2 separate regions of the Homo sapiens genome follow, and region 1 is linked to region 2. A link is a loop called in an ENCODE intact Hi-C map of the cell type or tissue named here. Cell type or tissue: heart right ventricle. All regions are shown on one strand. Each heading gives the region's core, and the rest is flanking DNA. Links, peaks and the distances in the headings are about the cores only. Region 1 overlaps POMT2 (protein O-mannosyltransferase 2). Region 2 has its middle 50 kb from the start of LRRC74A.

Region 1 (5,373 bases), core at 57-5,056, 440 kb after region 2:
ATAGGCAAAAGAATAGGTCTATTTCAGCATCTGCTAAACACCTTGACAGGCAGTGAGGACATTGGCATGGTGAGGTCGAAGACAGAAATAACTTCAAAGCAGGGTAATGAAACTGATTTGCAGAAAGAGAGATCCAGTCCCAGCTCCACCACTAATTAATGGCACAACCCGCCAAAATCACTTATTCTCTCTAGTCCTCTTATCTCATCTACAAAATGAAGACAATAATATTATCTGCCCTGCCCACCTCCCAGGGAGGCCTTAGGGCTCAACTCAGATAACACATGTGAAAGAATTCTGTAGATTATAAAGTACCATCCCTGCTGGGCCCTCCTTAAACTGTCCTGACATTTGTGGTTAGTTTTTAAATCTGTTTGGGAACATACTAACAAAAGGATTCCAGTTTTTTTGTTTTGTTTTGTTTTGTTTTGTTTTTGCTTGTTTTTTGAGACAGAGTTTCACTCTTGTTGCCCAGGCTGGAGTACATGGACACAATCTTGGCTCACTGCACTTTTCACCTCCCGGGTTCAAGCGATTCTCCTGCCTCAGCCTTCCAAGTAGCTAGGACTACAGGCGGCCGCCACCACACCTGGCTAATTTTTGTATTTTTAGTAGAGATGGGGTTTCACCATGTTGGCCAGGCTGGTCTCGAAACTCCAAACCTCAGGTGATCCACCTGCCTCAGCCCCCCAAAGTGCTGGGGTTATAGGTGTGAACCACCGCACCCAGCCTGGGCTCCAGATTTTTACTTCAAAAGTTTCCCAAGTAAAACCAGTTGTAACATTCATATTTCCTCCTGGCTTTTATTGCTTGTGTTAGGAGAGACAGTCCTCCGTGGCTCTCTTGTGCTCCTCCAGGCCTTGCAAGGTATGCCAAGAATGCTGTTTGCAGTAAACAACCTTGAGGGAAGTTAGTGTCTCCCTCTGAGACAGAGGGCTGTCTTGTTTATTGCTTGCCATAAAACAGCAGATTCCCTAAGCTTAATATTACTCAGCTGTGATGCAAGCTACTGCATGTGCAAGCATTCATCCAGTCCCTCAGCACCACGTGGGACTTAGGGGCAAAGGAAACTGATGCCAACATGCTGATGCACATCCCACTTGCTGTGCCATGAGAAATAAAGTCCTCTGTCTCTGACCCAAGACTTTGTCTTCTGTCAGCATGCAAAAAACAGTGACAGGCTAACTTATTAGCTAATAAGTAGGCTAAGATAAAATCACAGCCCCTGACAGTGTGGAGACAAGCATAGGATGAGGAGAGACATAGTCTTTGGTAAGAGAAAGAATGAGGGCCTCCATGGGCAGGCAATGGGGTAGTGAGAGTCCCCCACTGTCCCACTATTAGAGAGGCTGATGGAAAGAGGTAGGATTGAAACAAGCCACTGAATGTCACCCTGGTTACTGCCCTGTCCTCTGGGCAAAAGGAGGAAGAGGAGTGATCATGACAATGGCAGCAAGCCCAGCAGCCCCTGCCAAAAGGCAATATGGATATGGCTGCTCAATCAACAAGTCTCCAACGGTGCGGCAATAGGACCCTGCTATATAAGATAGAACTTTGAGTAAAATGAAACACTGAAAGATCCTTGGGGGAGCTGTGTACTCAAGCCAAAAGTAAATATAAATATGACTTGCTTTGTGGCTCGGAGCCACTCTCTCCCTTTATGTCCCAGGATCCCTCCCACTCTACCACAACCTCAGCTGCATTAAAGACTGAGATGATTAAAGGTTGGGCTGAGGTTTCCATGTCCCTAAAGGGGACTGAAGGTCATACACACCCATCCTAGTATGCTGGAGAGCCCCAGGGAGGAGAGGGGCAAACTCAGGGCTCTGCTGGATATGAGGTCCCACATCTCCACCCTACCATGTCTCATGGGGGGAAGGATGTACTACACACAGAGGTTACTGCAGACACTCAGGACTGCAGGGACAGCCATAGCAGTGCGCACAAGGACTAAAGGGAAAAGGGCCCCTAACCCTGAGGGAGCGACACTGGGGAGGTCGTGATGCAAGCCTAGTGAAGAGCTAAAGGAGCAGAAAAAGCTTCTCCCCACTCCCTGCAGCCAGCACCGCCACACTCTCCGACTGGGAAATGGCAAAATCTCTGGCTGGCTGTCACCATAGCCCCTGATGCAGGCCTTCTAGACGCATTAGTTCGAGGGGAAAAAGTGTCCAGATTAAACTGGTAATGTTTGAGCCACGCTCCCTGTAGGGAAGGGAAGTTAAAGTGACATTCCAGGCAGAGCTCTTTGGGCCTCTTCAATGTACTATTCCTGTGGCTTCCAGTGCTGAATGTATAGCTGATACTGATCCCATAAGTGTCGAAGAGGATTATCCTGGGCAAGGGCTGCTGTGTGTAGACAGGTGATCCTGTCCTCTCCTGGTGGTCCAGAAGAAAAAAATCTACATCCCTGGAAGGGAAAGGAAATAAATCACAGGCTTAAAAACTTCGTGGCGGCTGGGTGCAGTGGCTCATGCCTGTAATCCCAACCCTTTGGGAGGCCGAGGCGGGCGGATCACCTGAGGTCAGGAGTTTGAGACCAGCCTGGCCAACATGGTGAAACCCTGTCTCTACTAAAAATACAAAAAGGTAGCCAGGCGTGATAGGGGCGCCTGTAATCCCAGCTACTCGGGAGGCTAAGGCAGAGAATTGCTTGAAGCCAGGAGGCAGAGGTTGCAGTGAGCTGAAATTGCGCCACTGCACTCCAGCCTGGGCGACAGAGCGAGAATCTCAAAAAACAAAAACAAACAAACAAAAAACAACTTTGTGGCTGCTGGAGTACTGAGAGCCATGCACCAGAATCACAGTGCCACCTGCTGGACATAGGTACCAAGCACACCCTTTTTAAAAGGACAGCTATTAACTCCTTAGTTAACTACTCAACACTTTGAAATTGATTGCCAGACCCATAAAGGCCTCAGGACTCCCTGGCCTAGTATTCCCACTTTGGGGTGGGTCAATGGGAATCTACTGATAACAAGGGAAGGGTTTAACAAGCCTCACTGATCCTATGGAAATAGTACATTCAAGAGTACAGCTGGTAATCCCAGCTATTCAGGAGGCTGAGGCAGGAGGATGGCTTGAGGTCAGGAGTTCAAGACCAGCCTTGGCAGGATAGTGAGAACTCAGCTCTTAAAAAATCTGTTTTAATTAGCTGGACATGGTGGCACGTGCCTGTAGTGCCAGCTACTCAGGAGGCTGAGACAGGAGGAGCCCAGGAGTTTGAGGATGCAGTGAGCTATGATTGTACCACTCCACTCCAGACTGGGCAACAGAGTCAGATCTCATCTCTAAAAAAAAAAAAAAAAAAAAAAAAGAGTATAGCTAGCCTGGCCCTAGAGGCATCTTGGTTTTACGTGAAGAAGTGGCAGCTCCCACTCTGGGAGAAACAACCTTCTCTGCTACCTGAAGCCGAGCTGCTGTTCAGTAGGGCCCTTGATTCACAGGGGTTCCTGTAAATGCTTAGGCCTGGCTCACCAATGATTAGGCTGAGTTAAAAGCTGATGTTGCCCACCAAGCAGCAGCAGGCACTTAGCCCCAATGATAACTCTGGATGGCTGATGGCAGTAAGGATTGAAGCATTTGGTATGCCACTTGGAAGACTAAATACTGAGAGATGAAAGCTGAGAAGTGTGGAAACACATCATGGCTGCCTGCCAATAGGACAGACTGGATCACTCACGTAGGTGCCCACACTAAGGGCAGGTACTCTCGTAAGACTGACTGGAATCAAACTGCTGATCCAGCCTGCACCACCAAGACTGCTGCCATAGCCACCTGGATTCATGCAACCGGTGTGGAAACATCTACCATCATGGGCTAGGCACAACGTAAGGGACTACATGTTTCTGAGGCAGAAGCCACCACTGCGTGCCAGACTTGTGACTCCTGCCAAAAGTTGGCCTGCTTGTCTTGCAGTAAAGGAAGCCACATTGCAAGGGGCACTGACCACACCTGCTCCTGGGAGATTGACATTAGGACTTTGTTCCCTTCTCTAGGCTCTCATCAGTACCTTGCTACTGCTGATACTTTTTCAGTTTACAGTGCTGATGTTGCTTTTCCAGTCCAATTATCTGACTCTGTGTATACCACTGTGGCCCTTGAAACTAAACTGCCAGGTTTTCTGCTTTCCAAACCATCTACAGTCTGACACTGGCATATCTTTTTGTCGCAATGGCCACCCAACAGTGTCAACAGTCAATAGCCAAGGTATTCGATGGACCTCCCACACTCCCTACCATCCACAGGCATGACATTGTCAAGTACTGAACAGTTCCCTCAAAGATCAACTCAAAAAGATTTTTGATTCTATGTTTTTAACCTCCTCCTGGTCTGCAAACCTTACTGAAGCAGTTTGGTCACCTAAGGCAGCCATTCTCAGAAATGGGTCATCTCCTTTTGCCTACCAACTGGGTAATGATCAGGAAAAAGGGGTGGAGGGTTATATAAACCTATTTTGAAAATGTGAGATTCTCCCCTGACCATTTCTGGCCATGATTCATCTTTCTTCCCCCTTACAGAAAGCCCAGATCAGCTGGGAGGAGGAGGCTATCTATGTAATTCAGACTTAATTCTAGTTCAGTCACTAGATTGTCTTGTTGGAATGGCCTGGTGCCAGAACATAAAGTTAATGATCATTTGGTTGGGTATAGTGCTTTTAAAGTCCCCCTACAGTGGCCCACATGTGTCAAGGTAGAAGACATAATGGGCCTCTGTCAATTTTCTAACAATTGGATATTAGAAGGCCTGCGTATTGGTAGGGGATAAATGGAGAAAAGGTGAAGTTATAGTTACTAGGGTAGGACACACTCATTATGTAGCAATGGAAGGAAAGAAACAATCCTGGCATCTGGGGAAGGAACACCACAGGACCCTGGAGATGTAAAGAGAAGGGAAACAATGTTCTCTTTGTCCCTATCCAGCACCAAAGCCTGGCAAACATTCACATGGTCCATCTAGGTCAAGCAGCAACTGTGGCTGGCAATCTGACCTGTGGCTGAGTTTGTCATCTCACTATGAAAACATAAAAACTTTATCTAGCAGGTCAGTATAAAAAAGAAAATAAAAAAAGAAAACAAAAACTCACATGGACACGGCCAGTCTTGAACTATTCCCACGTGCCTGATGACATCAACACCAACTCCCAAACGCAGACCTCCCTCATAGGTGTGCAAACACACAGATCAGCACCACCTTCTATCAATGCGGCTGATACAAATCACATGCTTCTCCTGAGATCCTAAGGGCCTTACTTAGGTTATGCCTTGTCTAGTGATTGAGGCTGCAACTGTTCAGTGACACTGCCCATGTGGTTTAAACCACTGTAATGGTAATCAAATTTGATGGTGATCCAAATAAAAATCTAACAAAAATCCT
Region 2 (5,373 bases), core at 132-5,131:
AATATTTATTCATCTTCTCCAGTCAGCCCGCCCTGAAGCTGGGCAGACCGCAGAGAGGAGTCCTGCTCCATGAGGACAGGACTGCACAAGCGCTTTGTCAGTTTGGCAGGTCAGGAGGCTGGCAGGCAGGAGGACCCCAGCAGCAGCTGCAGCTTTCCCATGGAGGACGAGGCAGAGGTAGAGGGGCCTTGCAGGAGCAGGAGGGGCGTCAAGGTCAAAGATGGCTCAGAGGCGCTGGCCCAGCCTTCAGAGGTGGTCAGGCTGCAACCCAGAGAGACGGCACCCTGTGCTTGCTGTCCTTCCATACCCGACTCAATGCGGCTTCATGCACTCACTCCTAGCATCCTTACAGTGATTCTGCATAGTGAGCACTGTAGAATCCCCATTTTGCAGCCAGGGAAACGGGGGCGGAGGGGGGCGTGTGGAGAATTTAAGCATTTTGCCCAAGGTGCCCCAGCCAGTAAGTAGCAACGCCAAGATCCAGGCCCTGGCAATACAGCTGTGGCTCCCTGAGGGCTTAGCCACGTTGCCTCCCCGCCCCTCTGCCAGGCTGGACTGGCTAACGGAAGGCGGCGAAGGCTGAGATGGTGCTCTGTGTGGCCAAATTCTCAAGGGCAAGTTGATGCCCTCTCCCCACCAGCTGCATGGCTCAGAAATTGTGCTGGGAGCAGGTGGGAGAAGCGGAGTGTGGATATCTGTGTACTAGAACTATGAAGGGATTAAGCCTGCGAATTCTGGCATTTGACACTCCTGGGTTTGAATTCTGTTTGGCTTCACCAATTACCATCTCTGACTCTGAGCAATTCATTTATCCTCTCTGAATCTCAGTTTGCTCATCTGTAAACAGGAATGTTAGTGGTACCACCTCCTCTATAGGGTGTGTCCTCTGTGGCTGGAGCAGATGGAAAGAAGGAAAGCATGGTGGAAGTGAGTTCAGAGGGAATGTGTTCAGGTCAGGTGGGGGCTTGAAGGCCATCAGAGAACATGGCTGTGAAGATTTAATGAAATCACACACATGAAACACCAAGCCCAAGGCCTGGCATACAGTAAGTGCCTAATATAAGCATGCCCTCCTTACAGTGGTGTTCCACTCCTGAGAGGGAGAGGTATGGGGAGCTGGAGGACCAGCAGAGCACAGGAGGGACCAAACTGAACAGCTATCTTTGAAACACCCAACTAATAGGTGTTGGAAATACCATGGGGGGTGTTCCAATCTCAGGCCATGGCTTCAGGCTGGCATTAAAACAGAAGAATTTGTCCATGGTCTTGGAGGGTGGGGTGGGAAGACCAGGGGCCAGCAGCACTGGGGGGTGTGGTGTGGGCAGCGCAGTATCATAGGCCTGAAAGAACAGGAGACAGAGAGACATCCGGCATTTTTTTTTTTTTTTTGGCTTCCCACCTGGGCTGAAAAATGCCCTACCTTACAAGTGTTGGGGAAGGCAGCTGGGACATAGGATTATGCCTACCCAGATAGCCACTCCAAATACAGGAGCTGGCACCAAAGAACCAAGGGCTACAGAGAATTCCCTGTGGTAGCTGCAACGTTGAAGTTCAGTGGAGTTCCCGGGGCAGCAGTGGTAACGGTGCAGGGTGTCATTCATGGTCCCGGGCCTGCAGGTTCACGATGCAAACTGCAGCCTCTGGTGTCTGACTATGGTGGCAGCTGTGGTGTCCTCAGGCGACCAGGCCTGCCTTGCCAAGTGGGGGCTTGGGATTTGTTTTGTTTTGTTTTAAACAAAAGAACACAATGACTGGCAAGGCCAGCCTGTGCCCTAAACACGAACTCCTGCCCAGTGGCCTTGAACCATTCTTCAAGAAGCAGGTGTCCTGGAGGGGAGGGAACCCAAGGGCAGCTGGGGTGAGGCTGCCCCAGGCCCGGGAGCTCCTTTTATGGAAGGTCATCCAGGGAACCCTCAGAGGGCTTTGGCTTGTGTTGCCACCACCCTAGGCAGTCTGTGGATGAAACAGAGTGACTGGCTAAATGCTGTGGGGTCCAGGCTACCTGAGACATGATTTGTGCTTGTGTGGATGTGTTATTTGATGATAAAGAATATAGTTGGTCTTCTTCCCGGTTCTTGGCACAGAGCTTCAAAACCCTTGTAATTTCCTGAGAGATGAAAATCTTTGTTATGCTAAAGAGGTGGCTCAGGGTGGACCCCTAGATCACTTTAGGCAGGTGCTGGTCACCAGAAAGACCACCCACAGGATTAGAGGTTGGTACTTTTGGCCAATAGACTTCCAGGAAGGAGAGAGGGGGCTGGAGATTGAGTTTAGTCATGTGGCCAGTGTTCACTCAAGCAAGCCTAGGCAATGAAACCCCAGTAAATACTCTGCACACTGAGGCTCTGCAGAACTCCCTGGTTGGTGAACACATTGAGATGCCAGAGGCTGGCGATCCCTGATTCCATGGGAAGAGAACATGGAAGCTCTGTGCTCCCTCCCAGACCTTGCCCTCTGTCACTGTTCGTGTGCCTGTTCCCGAGCTGTATCTTTGTAATAAAGCTGTGATTTTATAAGCACAGTATCGTGCTTTCAGTGAGCTTTGAGTCATTCCAGCAAATTATCAAAACTGGGGAAGCAGTGGGGATGCTCAAATTTGTAGCTGGCTGGTCAGAAGTGCAGGTGGTCTGGGTGCCCAACTTGCAGCTGGTACTGAAACAGAGGCAGTTTTGTGGAGGACTGAGCCCGAAAACTAAAGTCTGCTGCCAACCCTAGGGGGGTTAGTGTCAGAACTGAATTGCGGTTACTCCTGTTGGTATTCCTCCAGGTGGGATGGAAATGGAGCACATGTACACAGCAGCATACTCGCATTTGAATTTCAGAGATGAGGTGTGTGTGCTCCAATGTGCCCATGCCCCAAAAGAGGGGCTTGTCTGTGAGCTAAGTCCAAGCCCCTCCTGCTTTCTGACCTGTGTCTAACAACCCTGATTCAGTGCAGCCACTCCCGGCTGTACCTCTGCTTTCCCAGCAGAGGGTGCTCCAACCCCACAAGTACCCCATCTCCATAGCCTTTCCCAGCTCCCTAAGGCTCAGTTGAGATGCACAGAAGAAAATAGGACCCCACACTGGCTCAGGGAAATCAAATTCTTATTAGGTGCCCTCAGAAAAGCAGCAATGCAGCCAGCTTCAGTGACACAGATTGCACCAGGGGAGCCTGGGCCATAGCCTTCAGCCTCCCTGCGACGTCCAGGTTCTGTGGGAGCTGAGCTTATACAATTTAGGGGCCCTCTTTAAAAAAAAAATACAGCCAGGTGCGGTGACTCACGCCTGTAATCCCAGCACTTTGGAAGGCAGAGGCGGGTGGATCACCTGAGGTCAGGAGTTCTAGACCAGGCTGGCCAACATGGTGAAACCGTGTCTCTACTAAAAATACAAAAATTAGCCAGGCATGGTGGCAGGCACCTGTAATCCCAGCTATTCAGGGTTGGGGGGCAGGAGGCACCGAGGCAGGAGAATCACTTGAACCCGGGAGGCAGAGGTTGCAGTGAGCTGAGATGGCACCATTGCACTCCAGCCTGGGGGACAAGAATGAGACTTTGTCTCAAAAAAAAAGAAAAAAATACAAATTCACAAATACAATGTTAGGGATAGAAAGTGGATGTTTAGAATGAGGGGGAAGAATCACAACAAATGACACATTTTCTTAAAGCTGACAAGACCATAAGCATCAAATCCCCCCAGGGCCTTGGAAGGGGCCTCACTGCAGTGCAGGTCCCTGCAGCTTGAGTTTTTTTAGCTTCTCAGCAACTCTGGCCCACCTGCCACATCTAGTAGCTGCAGGAAGGGAAGTCCAGGCAAGCAACCAGACACCTTCTGAATACAACTACAACCTTGCGAGTAGCTTGTCTATTTCTCCACGCCTCTCTCTTCTTCCCTGTCCTTGGAGCAGCCAGCTGTGGTCACATAATAAACGTGGGTGAGATGCTATCCCTTCCTTCCCTCTCTGTCAAACCCAGGAGGCTGCCACCCACCCCCTCTGATTTTGAGGAGTGTGAGGCAGTTCTTTGGGCTTCTCTCTCCTTGAGTCCTTGCCCCACAGTGGGTCTTCAGTCTACTAAGTGTTATTTCAAGACTGTAGGCCGGGCGTGGTGCCTCATGCTTAGTAATCCCAGCACTTTGGGAGGCCAACGCGGGCGGATCACGTCAGGAGATCGAGACCACCATGAAACCTCGTCTCTACTAAAAATACAAAAAATTAGCCGGGCATGGTGGCGGGCGCCTGTAGTCCCAACTACTCGGAGAGGCTGAGGCAGGAGAATGGCGTGAACCTGGGAGGCAGAGCTTGCAGGGAGCCGAGATCGTGCCACTGCACTCCAGCCTGGGCGACACAGCAAGACTCTGTCTCAAAAAAAAAAAAAAGAAAAAGAAAAAAAAGACTGTAAAACCCACAGCCCCAAAATGCCTTTCCCAAGTGCACTGTGATGCAAGAAATAACCCCTTCTAGAAATTAGTAGGGAAAAAACAGAAGGCAAATTATCTGGGGTAAAGGGGGAGAATGCACATTTATTTATACCAAAGTGTAAATGACTTCACTGACATTCAGTAAATACTTATTAAGGGCTCTCTGTGTGTCCTGTGCTGTGTGGGTGTTTGGGATACATCAGTGAATAAAAAAAGACAAAACCTGTCTCTCATGTGAAGTTTGCATTCTAGCAAGAGAAGACTGACCAATAATGTAAGAAATAAGTGAATCATACAGTATATTAGAAGTGCTATGGGGAAAAATAGAGCCAGGAGGCTGGCAGGCTTGCAGGCCTTGTGGGAAGCCACGCGGCATCTGGGGGAAGCACTTAAGAGGGCACAGCTGAAGAAAAGTCTCCATGCAGGAGCCCTTTGGTGTGTCCCTTGTGGCCAGAGCAGATGGAGGGAAGGAGAGCAAGCGTGGTACAAGCAAGTTCAGAGGGAACATGGCCAGGTCAGGTGGGGCCTTGAGGGCCATCAGGGAACGTGGGTGTCTAAAGGAGACGGCTCTGCAGGGTGAGGGCAGAGTCATAGCATACTCCAAGACCTTTTTAAAATGATAGTGTGGGTCAGGCACAGTGGCTCACACCTGTAATCCCAGCGCTTTGGGAGGCTGAGGCAGGTGGGTCACTTGAGGTCAGGAGTTCGAGGCCAGCCTGGCCAACATGGCGAAACCCCATCTCTACAAAAATACAAAAATTAGCTGGGTGTGGTGGCGGGCACCTGTAATCCCAGCTACTCAGGAGGCTGAAGGAGGAGAATTGCTTGAACCTGGGAGATGGAGGTTGCAGTGAGCTGAGATCACACCACTGCACTCCAGCCTGGGTGACAGAGCAAAACTCTGTCCTTTAAAAAAAAAAAAAAAAAAAAAAAAGTTACTGTGGGCCAGACACAGTGGTTCATGCCTGTAAT

Evidence for each region. Hi-C counts contacts between places; a loop is a spot of excess contacts. Peaks named below come from ENCODE experiments on the same cell type or tissue, not always from the same donor. Only the 100,000 strongest peaks of a DNase experiment are listed, where the experiment ranks them.
Region 1: it touches region 2 in a loop (9-fold over the local background); 69 of 110 quality-filtered maps call a loop at or near these places.

What each region holds. Positions count from the first base shown.
Region 1 is chr14:77,313,278-77,318,650 of GRCh38, forward strand. All of the region lies in intron 1 of POMT2 (protein O-mannosyltransferase 2), which reads right to left. Among named protein-coding and RNA genes, the nearest start is that of POMT2, 4.9 kb to the right of the region's middle. In heart right ventricle, for the core only: CTCF peaks have their summits at 2,817 (motif pointing left) and 3,018; a DNase peak (open chromatin) is centred at 2,804; H3K4me3 peaks cover 406 bases; H3K27ac peaks cover 696 bases.
Region 2 is chr14:76,873,223-76,878,595 of GRCh38, forward strand. No RefSeq gene overlaps it. Among named protein-coding and RNA genes, the nearest start is that of LRRC74A, 50 kb to the left of the region's middle. In heart right ventricle, for the core only: a CTCF peak has its summit at 2,973 (motif pointing right); a DNase peak (open chromatin) is centred at 2,969.